4 separate regions of the Mus musculus genome follow, and regions 1, 2 and 3 are each linked to region 4. Evidence: chromatin loops called from intact Hi-C (ENCODE). Cell type or tissue: left cerebral cortex. All regions are shown on one strand.

Region 1 (5,000 bases), 150 kb before region 4:
GCTGAGGCCTTTGGGATTCACCTAGAAGAGAATCCTGTGCATTAGGTCCTAATCCCTTCTGTTTCCCCACTGGCTAGACTTGTCTCCGCCTCCCACTGGCTAGACTTGTCTCTGCCTCCCAGTCTTTGCACACTATTCACCTGCCTGGGCTTTCCCAACTGGTTTTTGTGGGTGACTCCTTGTCAGTCACTGTCTTCATACCTATGATAATCTTGTCTGAAAGGCCTTCCTAGATCACTCATTCTCTGATAACTACATTTATCCACTTTGTCTGGCTTACCATCGTTGACGTTTTCTTGTGCGTGCACACACTGGTTTATTTCCCACTCCCCTAGAAAGTAGGGCCCCTGAGAGCAGAGGCCGTCAGCATCTCCTTCACCGCTGTCTCCTAACATCAACATAGAGCATGATGCGAACAGACTTTCAGTTAGTAGCGACCGAGGAAATAAATAATGGATGTTTATTGACAAATTTAAATTGGTTGTCTAGAATTCTTTTCATGTTGACCCAATCATATGAAGTCTTATTCATTCGACTATGATACTGTCAAACAAAACAGAACAAAACCAAAACAGAACAAAAGAATCCCACAAAAATCTATTTTCAAAGGGTGTTCAATTTGATGGTTAACGCTTTTGCAAATAATTTGATCAAGTATCCCATTTTGTAAGAGGAAACTTTGGGAGACTAATACAAACATATGTTCAAGAAAATATAGTATATTTTATAACAGCAAAATCTCAGAAATATTTTGGGGTCTATTTATAGTCCTCTGTATGTATAAACTACATGCTTGATAGGAAAAAGTTATATTAAAACATTTATAATTTGTGTACAATGTATGTATGTACTACATACATGCTTCCAAAATATTCAAAGAAAGCTTTGCCAAGTTTTTTTTTTTTTTGGCCAAAGTGATAATAATTCATCGGTGCACACTGAAATGTTGTGAGAGAACTTTGTGTGAACTTTGTGTACAGTGAGTATCTATCAGGAAGGTGTTTTTAGGTGGAGATTAGAGAATTATAATGACCCACCAAATTGTTATACCTAATTATTTAAAGGCAAGTGCTACCTTCCAGTATACCTACTTCTTCCTACTGTAACTAATAACTAGCTTTGATATGCTCATTTTTCTTTCTCCTTAGGTCTCATATCTCGTCTCCGCTATCCCATTGGGCTCCTGGGCAGCTGTTTACCAGCCACATCTGGTTTTAGCTATGGTAAAGTACACACATGTGCTGAGGGAATCCATCCATCCATCCATCCATCCATCCATCCATCCAGGAACCACCCTGAAGATTCCTTAAATTCTCAGTTCGTTTGAAATGTCTATCTGCATATGTTTCCTTTAAAAATGTAAATCTCTTGCTGGAGATGTTGAAATAACCCATCTCCCAGGGCAACGTGAAGTCAGTAGCAATGTTCTGGTTTAGCTTAGCATTTCACCGTGCCTTATGAGGACCTGTCATCCTCCCATTTTGATAAATAACTACTATTCTCTGGATGTTGAGGCTGTTGTTTTCTGATTACAAGGTTTGCTGGGAAATGACTGCTTTCCATGAGAAAAGAGCTGTTGAGTTTAACGGCTCCGCTTCACTTTTGTTCACACAGAATCGCTACCCTCAGATTCAAATCACTTTCTAGCAGGTGTGACATTTACACGTCTGTGAGACTAAATGTCAACCAGGGAAATATTGTTTTCTGACTTGTAGAAAATGCTGTTCCCTTGAATTCCTCTCATTAGCAGGACTCAGATTATATTGGGAAAGAAACAAGGAACAGTGAGAATTATATTGCATAAAAATGACTATGATTCAGGGTCTTAGTTTAAGAATGTTGGAAGGAGGACTTCAGGGTGCTATGGGTACATCTATCATTCCTATATGTAAGATCTTATGTAATTAGCAAGGCAGTTGGCAATTATGCTCTTTACTTTTTCAGGAAAAGATCAACTTTTTTGAACAAAATATGGCATAAGCCACACCTATTGCATAGTGGGTTTTTTTGTTTGTTTTGTTTTTGTTGTTTTTTTGTTTTGTTTTGCCAAGTTTTGAGCACTTTAGGTAATCGAATGAGAAACTACACACTCTGTCTGGCCTCTTCCTGTTCTCACCACTTTGAATTTCGTCTACTGTGTTGGGTGTGGCCAGCTCATTTTCCCTGGGACGGAGGGCTACACTGTCAGGGTTGCTACCTCCTTTACACAGCTATTAGGGTTGTCCCTCAGGCTTAGCTCTTACAAGTACTATAGTTATGAAAGCTCTCGTTTATGTTTAGATGATAAATGTTCAGTTAGGCCCTGCTGTAAGTATAGTTTAGAGTAGTTTTGTCTCATCAAAGGCTAGTCACAATGTTTGAGATTTCCTAGGCAGAATCAATTTTCCAAAGAATCTATACCAAATTCCACTCCTATCAGCAATGTATAGGAATACCAGGCCTATAGTTTCACCCTTGGTAAAAATTCCCTTTAGCCATTTTGTTAAGTGTTTGACGGTATTGGTTTATGGTTTAATTTTGATCCCTCACGATTAGTTATTTTGGCCACGGTTTAATAGGTATAGCAGTCATTTAGATATTCTGTTTTATGAGGCCTGCTGAAGCCAGAAGAGGGACAGAGTTGGGTTTCCTTGAGATGGAGCTCAGAATGGTTTTGAGCCAGCTTGTGGATGCTGGAGATTGAACCCTGGTCTTCTGCAGGAGCAGCAAGCACTCTCAACCACAGGGTCAACTCTCCAGATAAGCAGACAAAATTATGAGTTGTAGTTTATTAATATTTTCCTGTGATAATATTCTATCAAGAAATTCTGTGCCACTGTCAAGGTCATAAATCCGTTTCTCCTGTCACCTTTACAACAGCATTTCCCTGCTGAGTTGGGGACTACTTATCATCATTAATAATCCTGCTAAGTGCATTGTCCTAAAGTTCCAGCAGGTGGCGGTGTTGCTGTAGGGAAAGTTAGGTGCTAAAAAAGTTAAGCTTGCATAGTTTCAAGGGTATTATTTTATAAACAGTTCTTTTTCTCCCCCTTCCTGGCTTGCTTATGAGAAATGAGAAATATACAACAACACAAATTTCACCTTAAACACATGTTTAGATATATGTTGGTTAACAGCCTGGTAATGGACATGTATACAATTACATATATTAGACCCATCCCTAAGGAGAGGCTACGCAAGGCAGGAAGGGTGTTTTAGCAGTGGAATGAGAACAGTAGGAGAAACTGAAACAACAAGAGGAAGTACCTCCGGAAAAGAAAATGCCCCACCCTTAGCACTATAACAAATCCAGGCTGGGGACATCCATGCTTTAGGTCCCACCACTAGTTTTGTTTAGAAAAGTACATGGATATGTGTAATATTATGTTTTGATAGTCTCAGTGCTATATATTCTTGTCTCCAAGCAGGCAATTCTTTTAACCCTTGACATCTTGGATTATATATTGTTACAGATCCTTACCTGTATACCTTTAACATCTATGTAAAACAAGGAGATAGGACTGGATAATTCTGAAATCTTTCGCTCTCCCTTTCTGTCCTTTAACCATCCTTCCTTCACTTTTTAACACGAGTCCTTTGCCTTTCTAGAAAAGTGGGAGATAGATCCATCAGAGTTGGCTTTTGTCAAGGAGATCGGAAGTGGTCAGTTTGGGGTTGTCCACTTAGGAGAATGGAGAGCACATATCCCGGTCGCCATCAAGGCCATCAATGAAGGTTCCATGTCTGAAGAAGACTTCATTGAGGAAGCCAAGGTGATGATGTAAGTGCAAGGTCCTGCCCCACGTACTCACGGCCCCGCCCCTCAGAGTCTCAGACAGAACCTGGACTTTAGAATCAGACACACCTGCACCTGGCTCACGACTCTGCCCAAGACATTGTGTAACCCTGGCAAATTACTTAACCTCTGTGTGACATGCATGAACTATGTCATCCTCAAGTCTATAGAGTCCTCACCTATACAATTGGAAACAACGGGTACTTCTGACATTGGATCGCTGTGTGAGTTAATGAAATGGTCAATGAGAAAGACAAGGAAAGTATATTATGCTTAGCTTAGTGGTAGGTGCTGAGTAAATGTTAGATAAGGGGCTTCTTGAATGAGACAACCTTGGCTGGGAACTCAGGGATCAGACTTTCTGAGGGTGAAGAGTTGAGTGAACAGGAGAAAAACTTCTCACAGGCAGAGACGCGTGTGGGTAGAAATGTGTGTTCCTGCTTCCTGTCATGGTACTTTCTCTACACACGTATTAGAGACGTGTCATAACTCACTGCAGGACAACTGGTAGATATATTTACATTTGTAGCTAGTAAAGCTATTTTCTTGGGACCGGAATGTTCCCCGAGGCTCATAAGACTTGTGAAGCTAATACAACTTAACATGATTCAGGAGTCCAGGAATTTGTAAGAGTCACGAGCCCCTCCACAGGGTTACAGGAACAGTTAGTAATTGCTAGGAAGAGGACTTCCTCTAGCAGGCTAAAAGTTGTGCAGGGAGAGCCAGGTGCGTGGGTGGATTCCTGCGTGCGTGCGTGCGTGCGTGTGGTGGTGTTGAATTGGAGAAGCCTATTAGAAGAATTAAAGATGACAAAGTAGTCAGGTAAATGTGTAAGGCTAGAGTTGGAGAGAGGTCAGGGTAGAGGGCACGAATTTGAGAATGGTTCCCCAGAGATGATATTGAGAACCATGAAACTTGATTCTGTTAGCGACGGAAGAGAAGAGTTGGAAAAGGATATCAGGAGATGTCCTGAGCTCCCGTGTCTCAGGATGCTCTTTCAAGGGAAGACACGGGAGCTGAGGAACTTTGCAAGAAGGCTAAAAAAACTTGAAAAGAATTAAATCCATCTACCAGTGGTCCTATAGTGATTTGTGGAATGTCTAACCAGGGACTGATCCGTGTGTAGAGAAAGTAACATCACAGGAACACACATTTCTATTCACACGCTTCTCTGCCTGTGTGAAGTGTTGGTCCTATTTGTTCAACTGAACCACATATGAGGGTT
Region 2 (5,000 bases), 140 kb before region 4:
AGCCCTCCTCTGTTTCCTCTTACACAGTCTTCTCTTTTGAAACAGGGTCTCTTTATGTAGCCCTGGCTGTCCTGGAACTCTCTATGTAGACCAGACTGGCCAAGAACTCACAGATACCATCCTGTTTCTGCCTCTCAAGTGCTGAATTTAAAGGCATTCACCAGTACCTTTAAAACATTTTTCTCTTCCGACTTTATTTTTATTTTCTGTATGGAGGGGTTTCACCTGAATGTATGTCTGTGTACCACGTGCATGCAGTACCTACAGAGGCCAGAAGAGGGCATCTTATTACCTGGAACTGAAGTTACAGAAGGCCGTGAGCCACTCTGTGGGTGCTGGCAACAGACCCTGGGCCCTCTGGTAGAGCAGCCAGAGTTCTTAAACACTGAGCCATCTCTCCAACCTTAGGTAGTCTTTACCGAAGAGGGGCTAAAGGCGAAAGGTGATAGAATATGTGGGGGAAAGTGGGAACATGAAGACAGCAATAATAAATAGCTAAAAAACATCATTATAAGGCTGGAAAGATGGCTCAGTGGTTACGACTGCTTTTCCAAAGGTCTGAAGTTCAAATCCCAGCAACCACATGGTGGCTCACAACCATCTATAATGGGATCTGATGCCCTCTTCTGGTGTGTCTGAAGACAGTTACAGTGTACTTAGATATAATAATAAATAAATAAATAAATAAATAAGTAAAAAAGAACCATTATTGTATATGCAAGAGCCCAAAGCCAGCTGTCTCTTTCCCCATGCATTTCATATTCCTGCATATGAGTCTTAAGAAAAGTTATTTCTAATCTATATAAAATATACATACATTATAATATACTGGATATTTTTCATATCAGAAGTTCTATAAGAACACACTTATCCCCCCTTTTTTTGTGCCACACAAAATATAAGTAAGTGAGAGAAAATGTGGCACCAATTTGGATCCATGTTTTATGACGTGTACGGCTTTTCACTTATCATTTATTTACTACCTTGTTGTTACCTTTACTGTTAGAACACAGGGCTGTTTCTTTGCAGAATTAAGTTCGGACTCTAAAGAACATAAGTACTTCCCCAGTGTTGGGACTGTAGAACTGTAGTTTTCAGAGAGCCGGTGAAATCCAAGGAGACCTGGTTCTAGAGGAGAAAACAAATAAAGAACTATTTCCCTGTCTGCCATCAAGAAAACAAGAGGCACAAGCCCTTTCCAGGGGAAAGGCTGTTTTAGCAGATCCGAGCTGTCAGAGGTGTTTGAAGCAGGTAGGCCTCGGAGGCCATTAACACAGTGTGCTCGAATCCCCTGGTGGCAGGTATGTTTTGGACGATGAATATATCAGTTCTTCTGGAGCTAAGTTCCCAGTCAAGTGGTGCCCACCTGAAGTCTTTCATTTCAACAAATACAGTAGCAAGTCTGATGTCTGGTCGTTCGGTGAGTGCATGCATTTGCTGTCGCTAGGTTTGCTACAAAGGCAGCCTTCTCTTTTCTTCTCTCGCTTGTTTGTTTTTTGATATGATGTAGCATTCTTTTTTGTTTGTTTGTTTTGTTTTGTTTTGTTTTTTTGTTTTTGTTTGTTTCAAGACAGGGTTTCTCTGTATAGCCCTGGCTGTCCTGGAACTCACTTTGTAGACCAAGCTGGCCTTGAATTCAGAAATCTGCCTGCCTCTGCCTGCCTCCGGAGTGCTGATTAAAGGCGTGTGCCACCACCGCCTTGCCATGATGTAGCATTCTTTTTTTTTTTTTTCCTTTTTTTTTCTTTTTAAATTAGGTATTTTCTTCATTTACATTTCAAATGCCATCCCAAAAGTCCCCCAGACTCCCCCCGCCCCCACTCCCACTTCCTGGCCCTGGCATTCCCCTGTACTGGGACATATAAAGTTTGCAAGACCAAGGGGCCTCTCTTCCCAATGATGGCCGACTAGGCCATCTTCTGCTACATATGCAGCTAGAGACACGAGCTCTGGGGGTACTGGTTAGTTCATATTGTTGTTCCACCTATAGGGTTGCAGACCCCTTTCTTAGAATTGGGAACAAAACACCCATGGAAGGAGTTACAGAGACAAAGTTTGGAGCTGAGACGAAAGGATAGACCATCTAGAGACTGCCATACCCGGGGGTCCATCCTATAATTAGCCTCCAAATGCTGACACCATTGCATACACCAGCAAGATTTTGCTGAAAGAACCCTGATATAGCTGTCTCTGTGAGACTGTGCTGGGGCCTAGCAAACACAGAAGTGAATGCTCACAGTCAGCTATTGGATGGAACACAGGGCCCCCAAAGGAGGAGTGTAGCATTCTTTGTAACTCTTCTTGTAACTGCTTTGGTGTCTGGGGTCAGACACCTCCCCACACAGCTCTGCTCTCTTGGTCTTTTCCTTCCCCAGCAAGCTCTTGCCATGAAGCTGTAACAAGACGTCTGGCAACATAAAAGGCAAATACAGCCAAAACTCCCATCCCGCAGAAAGGCTCTGTGCCACCACTGAGTTTCCAGAGTGTTTAATAAGCTCCCTTGTTTAGTTAAGCAGAAGCTCAACTGTTTTTCAGCTTGACAATTTGAACTTAACAACTAGATTAGGAAACACAGCCCACACCCTTCCCTTTATACTTTCAAGGCTTATGGGATTAGCAACCTCGTCTGGGGATCCTCGCACCTTGGTTTCTGAGGGAGGGTGGGAGGAGGAGATGTCCTTGGCTTCTGAGGGTGGAGGAGATTAAGGCCTTGCAATTTGAATGAATCCCTTGTCTTGGTTCCAAGTGACTCTTGTGTTTGCATGCTTTCTTTGCAGGAGTTTTAATGTGGGAAGTTTTTACAGAAGGAAAAATGCCTTTTGAAAATAAGTCAAATTTGCAAGTGGTGGAAGCCATTTCTCAAGGTTTCCGGCTGTATCGTCCTCACCTGGCCCCCATGACCATATACAGAGTGATGTACAGTTGCTGGCATGAGGTAGGTGTCCCTTATTACTGAGACTGTACCATGGCAACCAAAATTGCCTGTTTGCTGGTATGCCCTGAGAGTCAGCGCACCACTTCTCTTATGACGCCCCCTCACCCTGAGCCTTGTCTCGTTTCCAAGCCTTGTCTGCAGGAGATTGGTTCTTGCAGAGACTGGATGTTTCTAAAGCCTCTTGATTAGATGATCCATTATCTTGAAGAACTGGGTGACAGAATTAAGGACAGAATCTGGTTTGCTGAACTTCCCCCCAGAATATGGAGGTTGCTGTTTTATTTACTGCACTTTGCTTCTGTTCACTGCCACTTTCAAGCCTAAAAGTAATGGGTTTCATCTCTCCCTGGCATGTAAGACTCCTCCTGATAGAGAGATTAAACCAGAATAGAAACCAAAGGCAGACTGTGCTGGGAGCCACCACTTGGGAAACCATCACTTAAGGAGTTGCTCTTTTTGTTGAAATGACAAGATTTAGAATGAAGCCAGAGGGGTCGGTTTCTGTCTCCCCTCCCCTCTCCTTTTCTGGGCATCTATTCAACAGCCCTTCTGCTCTCATCAGACTGTGATGTTGAGAGCTCTCCTTGGTAGTTAGCAGGCTTAGCCCAGAAACATCACAGCTTGGTGGTGGTGGTGGTGGTGGTCTCCTGCTGCCTGAAACACAAACTAACTCACATGCATCGTTTGATTCCCAATCCACAGACACTGCAAAAACCAGTATTTCAAGAGTAACGGGATTGTTCATATTCCAGAGAAGTGTTTTATTTAGGATGATCCCAGTGTATGCAGATAGTCATGATTAGCTGTTCCACAAGGAATCACGAAAGACCTGAGGACTGTCACGTAAGCTGTCAGTGGCAACAGGGGGAATGCCTTTCCCATCACAATGTAAATAGCTTAGGCCATGCAGATGGTGGCTGCAGTGATTTGACTTAGAATTTTCCAACTTTATAATGCCATGTTTGGAGCATCAAGCATTGATCTTTTCCTGGGAGAATAGTATTAAGTAGGAGCCTCCCCTGGGATGCTGGGAAGGAGGCCATCTTCCAGGCTGCTGCAGGTCACAAGATTAAACACACGATTACTGCAGACGTTGCTAAGCTGTGGTTTCTGGTAGAGTATTTGCATACAATGCATCTTTAGCTCATGACATTTTAAAGTTAGAATGGGTTTATTAGGAGATGACTGTGTCCCAAGTCCAGGAGTATTAATAAGCAGGCACATGTGCACAGAACAGCGTGATCTTACATATTATTTATGAGCTAGAGAGGAAGAAGGGTGAATAGGAAGATCACAGAAGGAACAAGGAAACAGTCCAAATTGCAGTCAGAAAATTTACTCAAACAATGCACAGACGCACGCACGCACGCACATTGATACAAAGCTCCTTTTTTTTCTAGTTCCAACTCTGCCATAGCTATTTTTTTTTGTAGAGTGTAAGTGAATAAAATTTAATTAATTATGGAAGTCTAATAGCCTAAGTCAAGCCCGGAGGCTCGAGGATGGCCAATCTAACTATATAGAAATACAGAGATGTGTATAGTTTGGGACTTGATATATATTTGTTTGAATGGCTTCGTTAAACTGGCTGTTTTTGATTGTGAGATAATTGGAATAATGTGAACTATTTAAATAAAAAAGATTGCGTTATCCTTGATAAACATGGCAGAGACTCCACCTGTTGAGCCTGACCCTTCCTGCTGAAAGGCCCTGTGATTTACTCCTGGGTCCTTATCAAGGCTCAGGATGCACTCATTGTCTTTCGCTCCCCCCCTCCCCCCCATTCCATGCAATGAGTAGCTCTAACTCCTGCAGGTTCCAAAGATGCCAACAGAGCCATGTCTTTCCCCAGGCAGACAGAGCCAAAGCACACTGCACAGTAACACAGGGAAAGGTGCTCTCATCTCTGCTTCCGAGGTCAAAGGTTTGGTTGACTGTGTGCTCCAGGATCTACAGGGTTCCTGGAGGAGACTGGGAGATGTGCCTTTTGCTTTCTATGTGAAACCCTTCCTGCTAGAGGGGACCAGCATAGTAAGCCAGTACTGATGTGGAATTGGGGACCTCA
Region 3 (5,000 bases), 200 kb before region 4:
CTGTGACTGTAGCAAGCAACACTGTGACTGTAACAAGTAACCATCTACCTTGATTAGTCTACCAAACCAACAGGATTCGCATTGTGTCCACCCTCCTTTAGCCTTAGCTGCCTTGTGATAGAGCGTGGATCTGTTTCCTTGGAGCAGGAGCAGCAGGGTGCTTTGTTTTAACCTCACCTGACATAGGCCTTACTTTTGTACTGTAAGCTCCTTTGATAAGGAAGTGGATATTATTCCTATCTGCAAAGGAAGTGAGTAGAACTGGATAAAATATCATCAGGTGCTGGGGAGATGGAGGAGTTTGGACCCAGAACTTACCTTTAGAGTCAGGACTGTAACTCCGATGTCATCTTTAGATTTAAAGCATAGTAACAAATTGAGGATTTGGCAAGGTTGACTTGATCTCCTCGGTGTGTTGTGGGGCTAGTCCTAGTCCATTCTGAAAATTGGATGTGCAATGTGCACTTCATTGTTTGGCTCACATCTTGTTAAAGTTCATACCATTTAATAGAGGCAACGGGCTTTGTAAACTAGATGTGACATATAACATTAGCTTTGATGATTGTGTGTCGCTATGACAACAGCTAATTGTCATGTAGAAACTCATGAATTAAGCATCGTTCTAGTTTTGTTCTTGGAGAATGGATGCAGACGGAATACTTTCATGACTTGCACTTGTCTGTACAGAATTTATTTTCTTGAAAGTGAGTTTTGAATTTTTTTTGGCCAGTGATATTGATATAAATCCCTGGAAGGTTTTAACACCCTTTAAAGTATTAATCCTGCCAGGCGAGAATAAGATTACTAACACAACCTTTGAGCCAAATTTGAAGCAAGCTTTATTAAATTCTGACCAACATGGTAAATACTAGCCAAGTTCATTCCCGGGATTCCCAGAGAATGCCTGCTAATTACATAAGCCCAGTGCTTATTAAGGCAAACCTATTAGGCTATAGACTTTTGACTTTGTCTGATCAGGGACAAGCATATATCCTAGTGTACTTCCCAGCTACAGTTACACACCTTCTGCTTACATGTGACCAAGCACATCCTGTGCACCTGGGGTAACCACCCTTGTTTACAGAAGTGAGAACACATGGCTTGTGGTCGTAGGCGGGCCACAGTCTTCAGCATTCCAGGAAGTTTCTGTCCTGGAAACAAGTGAAACTTACAGATTAAAGAAAAGTTTATTTTACAGATCTTTTAGGCACAGCAGTTTAAGACGTAAAACGTAACTTTTGCCCTCACAAAAGGAAGTGTCGAATGTGCCTTTCCCCTGAGTAAAGTGTTTCATGGGCTTGCAAGTGACAGTACCATGGCTGTCCTCCCGGGAAGGTGCAGATAATTCAAGAGGTGGGCATTAACTGTCACTTGAGAGAGACTCTTAAATGTGCTCAGAGGAAAGGAGCTCTGGGGAATTATCACACAGGAAAAACAAGCATCCGACGAGTGAGGGAGAAACCTTGCCCCATCAGTTGAGGTGTTAAAAACACCATTATTTTGCTTCTGAGAAGCCCTCTGTCATTCTACCAAATTATTATATTGGTTCATGTAATTCTTGATGGATTCAAGAATACACCAAACCCCAAATAACATATGTGTGTGTTTTACCAGCTGAGTATATTATGTCTTAATATATTAGCAACCTCATACACGATAAAGCAGGTCCTGTGTCTATACTTGGCCATTCTTCTGTCTGTTGAGGTGACCACTCTCAGGTTACTGGTCACTGTGATGATTGTGTGTTTCTACTGTTACCTAGAGAGAATTCATCTTTAATCTAGATTAAAGACTTAAGAGTGTTATCAACATCAGTAAGAAAATCACATAGTAATACAATAGGCCTGGACCAGGAAGAAGGTTGGAATGTCCGTTGATCCTCATGAAGTGTGATGTTGGTAAAGACAGTGCCATAATGCCTTGTGACATTTCTAATCTGTCTTTTTTTCAGGTTGCTTCAGATTTTTGTTGGAGGTACCTTCAGTATGGCTGTAAACAGTTTATATGAACACATGTACAGTTCTTTCTGATGTGGACTGTATTATATTTAGTAGAAAGTGAACTTCTGTTGTTCCTTTTTTTGCAGGACCTTTTAATAAATGTAACGTCATAATCTTGTTTTCCAGGCTGCCAGAAATTGTCTAGTGAATGAAGCAGGAGTTGTCAAAGTATCTGATTTTGGAATGGCCAGGTATGGCTGAGTACTGTGTGCTTTTAAGTGGTCACATTATATTTGAATAATTAATAAGCATGGGAAGGCCTTGGGAAATAGCTCAGAGGATAAATTGCTTCCCTCCCAAGCCTGAGTTTGACCAGAATGCAGGAAAAAATCCAGGAGTGGTGGCTTAGGCTTTGTAACCCCAGAACTGGAAAGGCAGAGACTGGTGGATCTCTGAGGCTCTCTGGCTAGAAAACCCAGATTAATTGATGAACCCTAAGCCGTTGAAAAGAGACTAGGCAGACAGCGTTCCTGCCCATGCAATCCAAGGTTGCCTCTGTCCTCTCTATGCACGAACTGCCCACAAGCAAACCCTCCCCAAACTGAAATAAAAACTCAGGCCTCGGGCCCTGGTTGTAGTGATGCTTGTTGTAATCTAGTACTTAGAGGTGGAGGCGGGAGAATCCGGATTTCAAAGTCATTCCTGGCTATATACCAAGTTTGAGGCCAGCCTGGGCTACATGAGATCCTGCCTTTAAAATTTTAATGTGGGAATGATTTGCACCAATAAAGCAATAAGGAAATCTCTTCAACTGTTGTAAGGGTAAATGAGGCTAATTACTATTGTGGCATTGGTAATTCTTTCCACTAGATGGTAGTAGAGCCTATATAATATCTCTCTCTCAATTTGTTTGGTGATTCAGTGCTTAGTATATCCTTGTTCGCAATGTTTTTAATCTCTTAGTTTTTCTACTTTTACTAGTGTTAGAATAGACGTTTAAGAAGCATTTTGTCTGTCCTCCCCTTTCCCTCTGTCCCTTGAGTCATGCATATATTAAAAATCAGGTGTCTACTGGGTGAGGAGCCTAACCCTGTGAGCCACATCGGTGAGTAAACTGAAGGCTGAGCCCACATGTAGTGCAAACGATGGAGAAAGGAGATACATAGCCCTGGGGAAAGTGACTGTGACAGAGCAGGGTGGGGTCAGCAGACAGTGGCTGTCAGTCCAGTCTGTGCCTTTTGTGCTCCAGATGTGTCGGAAAGGAACTTTTTATTTACAAACAGTTAAAAAAGAGACTAAAAGCATGTCAGGACACCTGAGAATTATCTGAAACCTAAGTCTCTGTCCATTGAAAAAACCAAAAACATAGTGTTATTGAGACTTTCAACTTGCAGTCTTGACTAACTGTTGATACCATCTGTGGTCACTTTCACACTGCAGATGAAAAACCTTGAGCTGTCACACGGACGGTGTGCCCTGCAGATACTGAAATCCTCTGTATTATCTGTTTCGTCTTTCCCTGAAATCTTCTACTGTTCGGTGAAAGAGCTAACTTGGGAGTGGGGGAAGGGACGGCCGCTGGAGATCTGGTGACCAGAAAGGCTTTTCTTGCATGGGAACATTGAGTGAACAACACAGGAGAACCATAGTGGTGCCACCTTAAGTCTGGGACTAGTGTGACCTGCCCAGGGAATCAGAAGAGGGCCAAGGAAGCTGGTCCAGAGGCAGAGCTAAGAGCAGTCAAGAAAGTAGAGCAATGTTGGGTCTTCGGGCCAACACCAACCCCCAAGAAGACGCTGGCCTTTGGTGGCCTGAATGCTATCTTTAGTAGTTTCTGATTCTCGAAGCTGATTACCCAGTCCTCTCTATGTGCTCTAGGTAAAGATAGTTAGCACCTGAAGGGGAACCCTGCACTGTCTATCGCCATTCTTCATATTTGGCTTGCAGAAAGCTGGTACTTTTCCACCAGTCCTTTTAGAACTACTCCTTATGCACTACATTCAGACGTCTCTGACTGACAACTATTTGATCCAGCCCAAGGTGGCATTGTCCACCAGATACCATTTTTGTCCATTCAAGGGGAAGTCGGTGTGCTCATCTGAATCTTTGCTCCTGGCAGCTTTAGCATTGACTTCCTATAAATATGTAATGCATTAACAATCCCTCTGATAAATTCCTGCTGCACATACAGCGAAGGGGCTGAAGTCCTCACATCTGTCACTCATCAAAGATTCTTCCCACAAGTGGTCAATGCTACAGCTTCCATGTGTCTTTCTGGATGGATCTGGAAATGTTCAGATAGAAAAAGAATAAAGCATGGTTTGAGAGTGTGTGTGTAGGGACAGTGTGCTGGTATATAAATATGGTATATTACCATCATCTTAAACCTCCTTTTGCCTCTGATCTTTCTAATGCAGTGCTCTCATTGCTTACGTGTGCTGTAGCTTTAAATTGAGGGACTGTGGGGCTCAGAGCACGGACGGCTCTAGTTACTTGTTACCCCTTCCTGTAAGCAGCTCTTCTTCAGATATTTTGCATGCAGGGCCTTTGGATAAAATTTTGTTCAGAGAACAAAGACACGTACCCTACCCCATAAGTTTGCAACAGTTGTATAGTATTCTGCCTCTGTTACCTCATAAGAGAGAAAGATAAACAGCAGTACAATAAAAGTCCACACACTGGGTCACCTCTTCAGATTCTTAACTCAAGCCGAGGAGCTAGACAGACGTCATTGGGCAAGGCCATGAGCTGAACGTGTGTGTTGCATGTTAGACTGCCGTTACTGTCTTGGTCTGTCTTTGTAAGGGGAAAAACGAAAGCTCACGTCTGACATGCAAAGGTGTGACCCATGCGTGGTGTGTCTCATCCTAGGTACGTTCTGGATGATCAGTACACAAGTTCTTCTGGCGCCAAGTTCCCTGTGAAGTGGTGTCCCCCAGAAGTGTTTAATTACAGCCGCTTTAGCAGCAAGTCAGACGTCTGGTCGTTTGGTAAGGCCCACGATGCACGTCTCCTCCCCTCCCCTCCAAAGAGGAAGCAGACTCATCATTGAGTAACCTT
Region 4 (5,000 bases):
CATGTTATTAAACAGGTATGTAAAAGAAAAGGAAGGAATGCTTGTTTGAAGCTCTCGATAAATATTAGAATAGTTTATAACTAATGTTTGGAGGACTGGAGGGAATGTGTTCTCAGGAAGGTTTAGTATGGAGATTTGGACAATGTGCTAACGCAGATCTGTGCTACACACCAAGGTTCTATGAGGGTCTCCTTATCATCAGCCACCTCAATATTCCCTCGACATTTACTGGTTTTGGATGAATTATAGGCCATGATGTAATACCTATGTACAAGAAATTAAAAACATGATAGAATTAAAGCTTAGTTTCAGCACAATTACCTCTCTATGCTTTAGTTTTCCCAGTGGTAAAATTGGAATGATAAATAAGGTTATTTTGAATAAAAAAAAATATTGACACAATGGACATGATGATGAAGGCCTGGAGCCCCAACAACTTCTAAGGCTGTGGTGAGAGAATCATGAGTTCAAGAACAGCCTAGATAATATTAAAAAAACTCATCTCAATAAATTATAAGTGTAAAACTTTGTATATGTGCAAACACACACACACACACAGACACACACACATATATATGTAAATATTTTGTACACTCCTGGACACATTGAATGGCATCTAAATATATTTGTGGTAAATGTTGGGAAATTAACTAAGCTGAAGGGTAATTTAAGGATTGTATAACTTCAAATATCAACAAAAATTCAGCTCATTTTCCAAGAGACCACTAAATGAATTTCTGCAATCTATACGTAAAGATTAGCTGCTGGCTTTCAGTTATTTTCCTTAATGAATCTACTGGAGGGAGCAGCCTTGAAAGGAAAAGAAGCAGTCTCTAAGGGAAAGCTTGTTTTAAAGTATAAAAGGTGGTTAATACTAGGGGCTAGATTTCATTGTGAGTTCTGAAAGCTTTCTCCACTCAAACCATTTTTTCCTACAATGCTCCCGTGGCTCTTCTGATCCTGCTCCCCATGGCGTCTTCTGTTTTCTAAGTACTTCCTGGACGAGGACCTGCCTGCTACCTGCAAGCAGCAAGACTATGGCGAGAACAACTGTTTGTGAATTTTGCCCTCTCTGAATCCTGAAACCTCGCGTATTTCCTGGGAGCAGCCGCCAGTAGCAGCATGCTCCCGGCACGCCCACCAACGGAGGCGTCTACTTTTCATGAGCCTCGGAACACTCTGGGAAATGTAGTTCCCCAAAGGCCGCGAACGACCGCGCATGCGCACTGAGCATTCCTTCGTCTCTTCCGGGAAAAAAAAAAAAAAAAAAAAAAGCTGCCTCGCTGCCACGCATTCTGCGGTCCGCGGGCGGAGGCTTCTGGGAGTTGTAGTCCCTGGCGGTGGGCGCCGTCGGTAAGGAGACGTAGCTTTTCGGTGCGGTCCACTTCAGCAGTTGGTTCCCGGCCGCGGCCGCGGCCGCACGGTCAGTTCGCGTTTCTGTGCCTACCGCACTTCTCCTGAGGCTGAGGAGAATTTCCCGTGGCTGGGTTTTTCCTGTCCCGGGTGGGCTCCTCGTGGCTCCGTGCTTCTTTTCTGCCCTCCGTCTTTTCCCTCCTCGCCCGTCGCTCGAGCCTGGGCTTGGCGGGACTCGCCCTCGGGAGACACAGGGCCGCAACCTCCTCAGACCCGGGTCTCCGTGTCGCGGGGTCCGTCCGCACCCAGCCTGACCCTGCGGTCCCTCGGCAGCCGCCTCCATCCTCGGACGCCCGTTCACGCTCCTTCTCCTTTATCTCTCCGCTGCAGGGATGGACGCTCCCTGGCGCCAGGTGGCCGCTGGCCGAGGCCGAGCCCGAGGACGGGCCACCGCAGTGCCCCTCTCAGGAAATGGAGTCCCTTTTGGTGGCGCTGGAGGAGGGCGAGCCAAAGGGTCTGGGGGCGCGGTGTCTTCGGGCCCCGGCCCCGGGGGAGCAGCAGCTCTGGCCCCTGCGGGTCGCGGGCAGCGCTCAGCTGGAGGCGAAGCCCCGCAGCCCCCGGGGGCCCGGGGTGAGGATGGCTCAGGTGAGGATGGCTCGGGTCTCCCGCCCCACCAAACTCCCCAAGTCACTTCCCTACTTATCGCTGGCTGCCAGGGCCCTCCAAGTCTCTCATTCACTTTTTAACAGCTCCCGGAGTTTAGTCTCAGGGAACCGTCTCCATTCAGGCAGATTTTCATCTCATCGCTTGCATCCTCATTTTAATTGATAATTGCCTTTGTTAGTCACTTTCTTCAATTGTGTGCAGCTGATTTGGTTAACTCAGTAAATGGATCGCCAGAGTTTGTTTTCTTTTATAATCTAAGATGTTTAACATCTGTCGTAAAATAGGACCTTGTGCTTTCGCATCTGTGTGTATGGTAACAGCAAGCTAGGCTAAGGTCTCAGAATTCCATTTACGAACAGATTGGGAACTCCATTCTTCATTAATCAACTCGACTTTCAAGACCAGTTGTTGATAGCCATCTTTCCCAGGCTACCTGACTTTTTGGACCCTGTAAGCGTTTTGGTTGTTGTTTTTAACTGATCCCAGTGCAGAAATTCCATGTCTTTCCATGATGTATCAGGTGTTGCCACGATGGATTTGCCAATAGCCTTGGTCCAAGATCTTTTAGGGCGACGTTGAGAGTGTTTATACATAACACTCCAGATAAAAGAGAGTGGTCCCTGAAAGTGTTTTGTGTTTGGAAGGTATTTTTTCAGAAGAGGTTTAAAATTTTTATTTCTGAAATTATAGTAGAATTGCATCAGTTCTCCCTTCCTGCTAGGAGCAAAATTGAGTCTCTGCGTGGGGTTTCCCAGGGTAACTTGAAAGTTAGTTTGCGTTGATTTTGCTGGCAATTGGTCAGTTAATCATAGAGGTGCAGTGTGCTATTTAGAGACCTATGAACAAGTTGGTAAGCTGGCTTGGGTTTTGTGGATAGTAGGAAAGCAAGCATTCTCTACATAGTATATAGTATATAGTATATAGTATATAGTATATAGTATATAGTATATAGTATATAGTGTATAGTGTATAGTATAAAGTATATAGTAGTTGACATTTGTGAGGAAGGAATAAGTTAAGACAATTACCTGGTCACTTTGTGTGGTGACATTCTTCCAAATGGTACTAGGTACATACATGTACCAAGTGTCATCTCTTCCCAATTCAGCTTTTTTTAACAACCCCCCCCCCCCGGCTCATTCCCAGAGATTAATGACCTCCTTGTAATTTTGAGATGTCTCACAGCAGTTACTGCTCTTCTTTTTCTGTGTTCTCAAAGATTTCTAAAGAAAGCCTCATATACATTATCTTCCGTTTTTACCCAAAACAGTCTGTTTTGGTTGATAGTCACCACTCAAATTAGCTGCAATAAGAAAAGGAAAACATTTCCTGAGGGAAAGAAAGGGTACAATATCCTTAAGTACAGATACATCAACTAAAATGAGATTCATTTTGGTGGTGTCTGACGAATGAAGTATGTTTTAGTTAGTGATTTAGAATAGTAAACTTTAAAATTCTCTAAACACGAGCACCAGTGCATACAATTGAGCAAGCTTGTGAGTCTTTTCCTAAAACACCATTGCTGTCTACTGCACTTGTTAGCTGGAGTACATACAAGCGCCAGGATTCTTACTCTCAGAAGCTGGAAGTCTCCTTGGGAACAAGTGTTATTTAGCATCTCTTTTCTGGATAATAGTAGAACAATTCAATCCCACTTTACTTTTTTTGGAGGGGGGAGTGAAATTGTTAGAAGCATGTTTTTTTGTATTAACATCTTGTGTGACCACAAAAATATCAATTTCACTTTGAAGGCTGGAAAGCTTTGAGCCTCCTACGAAGCAGCTAATAAACGCAGTAGAGAAACCGTGGATATTATCATTGTAAAGGTTTTGGGGGCTGGACTGGGTTCCTGAGACTGGTTTGAAGAAGCACTACCTCCTGTCACCCTGGCGTGCTTCCACTGAGTATAGTCCCCATCTCCTAAGTCAGACTGTATAATGTATTTTAATGATTTTTATTATTTATTTATTTTTGAGACATTGTAAGACTATCTTACTACATAGCTAACCCTGGCTGGCCTTGAACTCAGAGATTCACCTACTTATGTCTCTTAAGTGCTAGGAAAAAAATATGTGTGTTGTTGCCATACCTGGTTTGTATAATTTTTTTTTTTTTTTTTTGAGTTTATTATGTAGCTTTAGCTGTCCTGGAACTCTCTGTGTAGACCATGTTGCCCTAAGAGATCTACCTTCCTCTGCCTACAGATTGCTGGGGTTAGAGGCATGTGCCCATGCCTGGCTTGTTTAACATCTCATTCCCATTAATTTTTTTATTGGTGTTTTTATTTAGAGGCTGTTCGTGAAGTGTTGAGTACCATGACTGTATTTTAGAACATGTCATTAGTTTGTTAGTCTTTGCATCTATAGCACTTGATTCTTTTGGGTAGGCTACTTCTAAAGTTAGTGTTTATTGTGTTGTTTTCTTTGGTTCTGTAGTAAGGAATTAGATTTTTTTCCCCCCTCACAATTTGTAAGAAGATATGATGTTCTAAGGGTGACTTTCAAATGTGTGCTTAAAATTGATATAGTAGTCAAATAAACTGGAATCTTACTGATCCGGAAAAAAAAAAAAAAGAGGTGTCATTCTACAGCATGGTTTGCGAGGACACGGATTTGCAGAAATGAAACTCTTTTTGTTTGTCAAGCAGAACTAATGTCTCAGAAGAAATTTGAGGAGATCAAGAAGTCCAATCAAGCTGCAGCCAGAAAGCTGTTGGAGGAGCACTGCAGCTCTTCCTCTGAAGAAGAAGGGGATGAAGACTTGGAAGGAAAACAGGGGAAAATTGTTGCTAATACATTCACAACATACACTACTCACACAGGTATTATCTTACTGATTTGGACATTTGCACTATAAGTAGGATATTTCTGATATTGTTTATAATTTAAAGTACTATAGGATCATTTTTAGTGTGGTCATCTTGTAAAGCTGAGGACATTTTGGTATTTAAATTACATGTTGTTAATCCTAATCTTTGTATA

The links. Hi-C counts contacts between places; a loop is a spot of excess contacts. Peaks named below come from ENCODE experiments on the same cell type or tissue, not always from the same donor. Only the 100,000 strongest peaks of a DNase experiment are listed, where the experiment ranks them.
Region 1: it touches region 4 in a loop (2.2-fold over the local background); 3 of 42 quality-filtered maps call a loop at or near these places.
Region 2: it touches region 4 in a loop (6-fold over the local background); 2 of 42 quality-filtered maps call a loop at or near these places.
Region 3: it touches region 4 in a loop (6-fold over the local background); 4 of 42 quality-filtered maps call a loop at or near these places.

The regions. Positions count from the first base shown.
Region 1 is chr5:72,709,005-72,714,004 of GRCm38, reverse strand. Txk (TXK tyrosine kinase) reads left to right here. Exons shown (of 15, transcript NM_001122754.2): 9 at 1,149-1,223; 10 at 3,589-3,760. Among named protein-coding and RNA genes, the nearest start is that of Txk, 41 kb to the left of the region's middle. In left cerebral cortex, a CTCF peak has its summit at 2,930 (motif pointing right); a DNase peak (open chromatin) is centred at 2,931.
Region 2 is chr5:72,697,029-72,702,028 of GRCm38, reverse strand. Txk (TXK tyrosine kinase) reads left to right here. Exons shown (of 15, transcript NM_001122754.2): 13 at 1,302-1,420; 14 at 2,778-2,935. Among named protein-coding and RNA genes, the nearest start is that of Nipal1, 52 kb to the right of the region's middle. In left cerebral cortex, a CTCF peak has its summit at 282 (motif pointing right); DNase peaks (open chromatin) are centred at 2,618 and 3,028.
Region 3 is chr5:72,757,534-72,762,533 of GRCm38, reverse strand. Tec (tec protein tyrosine kinase) reads left to right here. Exons shown (of 19, transcript NM_001113460.2): 16 at 2,127-2,191; 17 at 4,812-4,930. Among named protein-coding and RNA genes, the nearest start is that of Txk, 7.3 kb to the right of the region's middle. In left cerebral cortex, a CTCF peak has its summit at 2,794 (motif pointing right); no DNase peak of the experiment used is centred here.
Region 4 is chr5:72,556,012-72,561,011 of GRCm38, reverse strand. It overlaps Nfxl1 (nuclear transcription factor, X-box binding-like 1), which reads left to right and starts at 1,367. Exons shown (of 23, transcript NM_133921.3): 1 at 1,367-1,423; 2 at 1,744-1,998; 3 at 4,667-4,840. The coding sequence starts at 1,746. In left cerebral cortex, no CTCF peak of the experiment used is centred here; DNase peaks (open chromatin) are centred at 1,216 and 2,065; H3K4me3 peaks cover 2,073 bases; H3K27ac peaks cover 473 bases.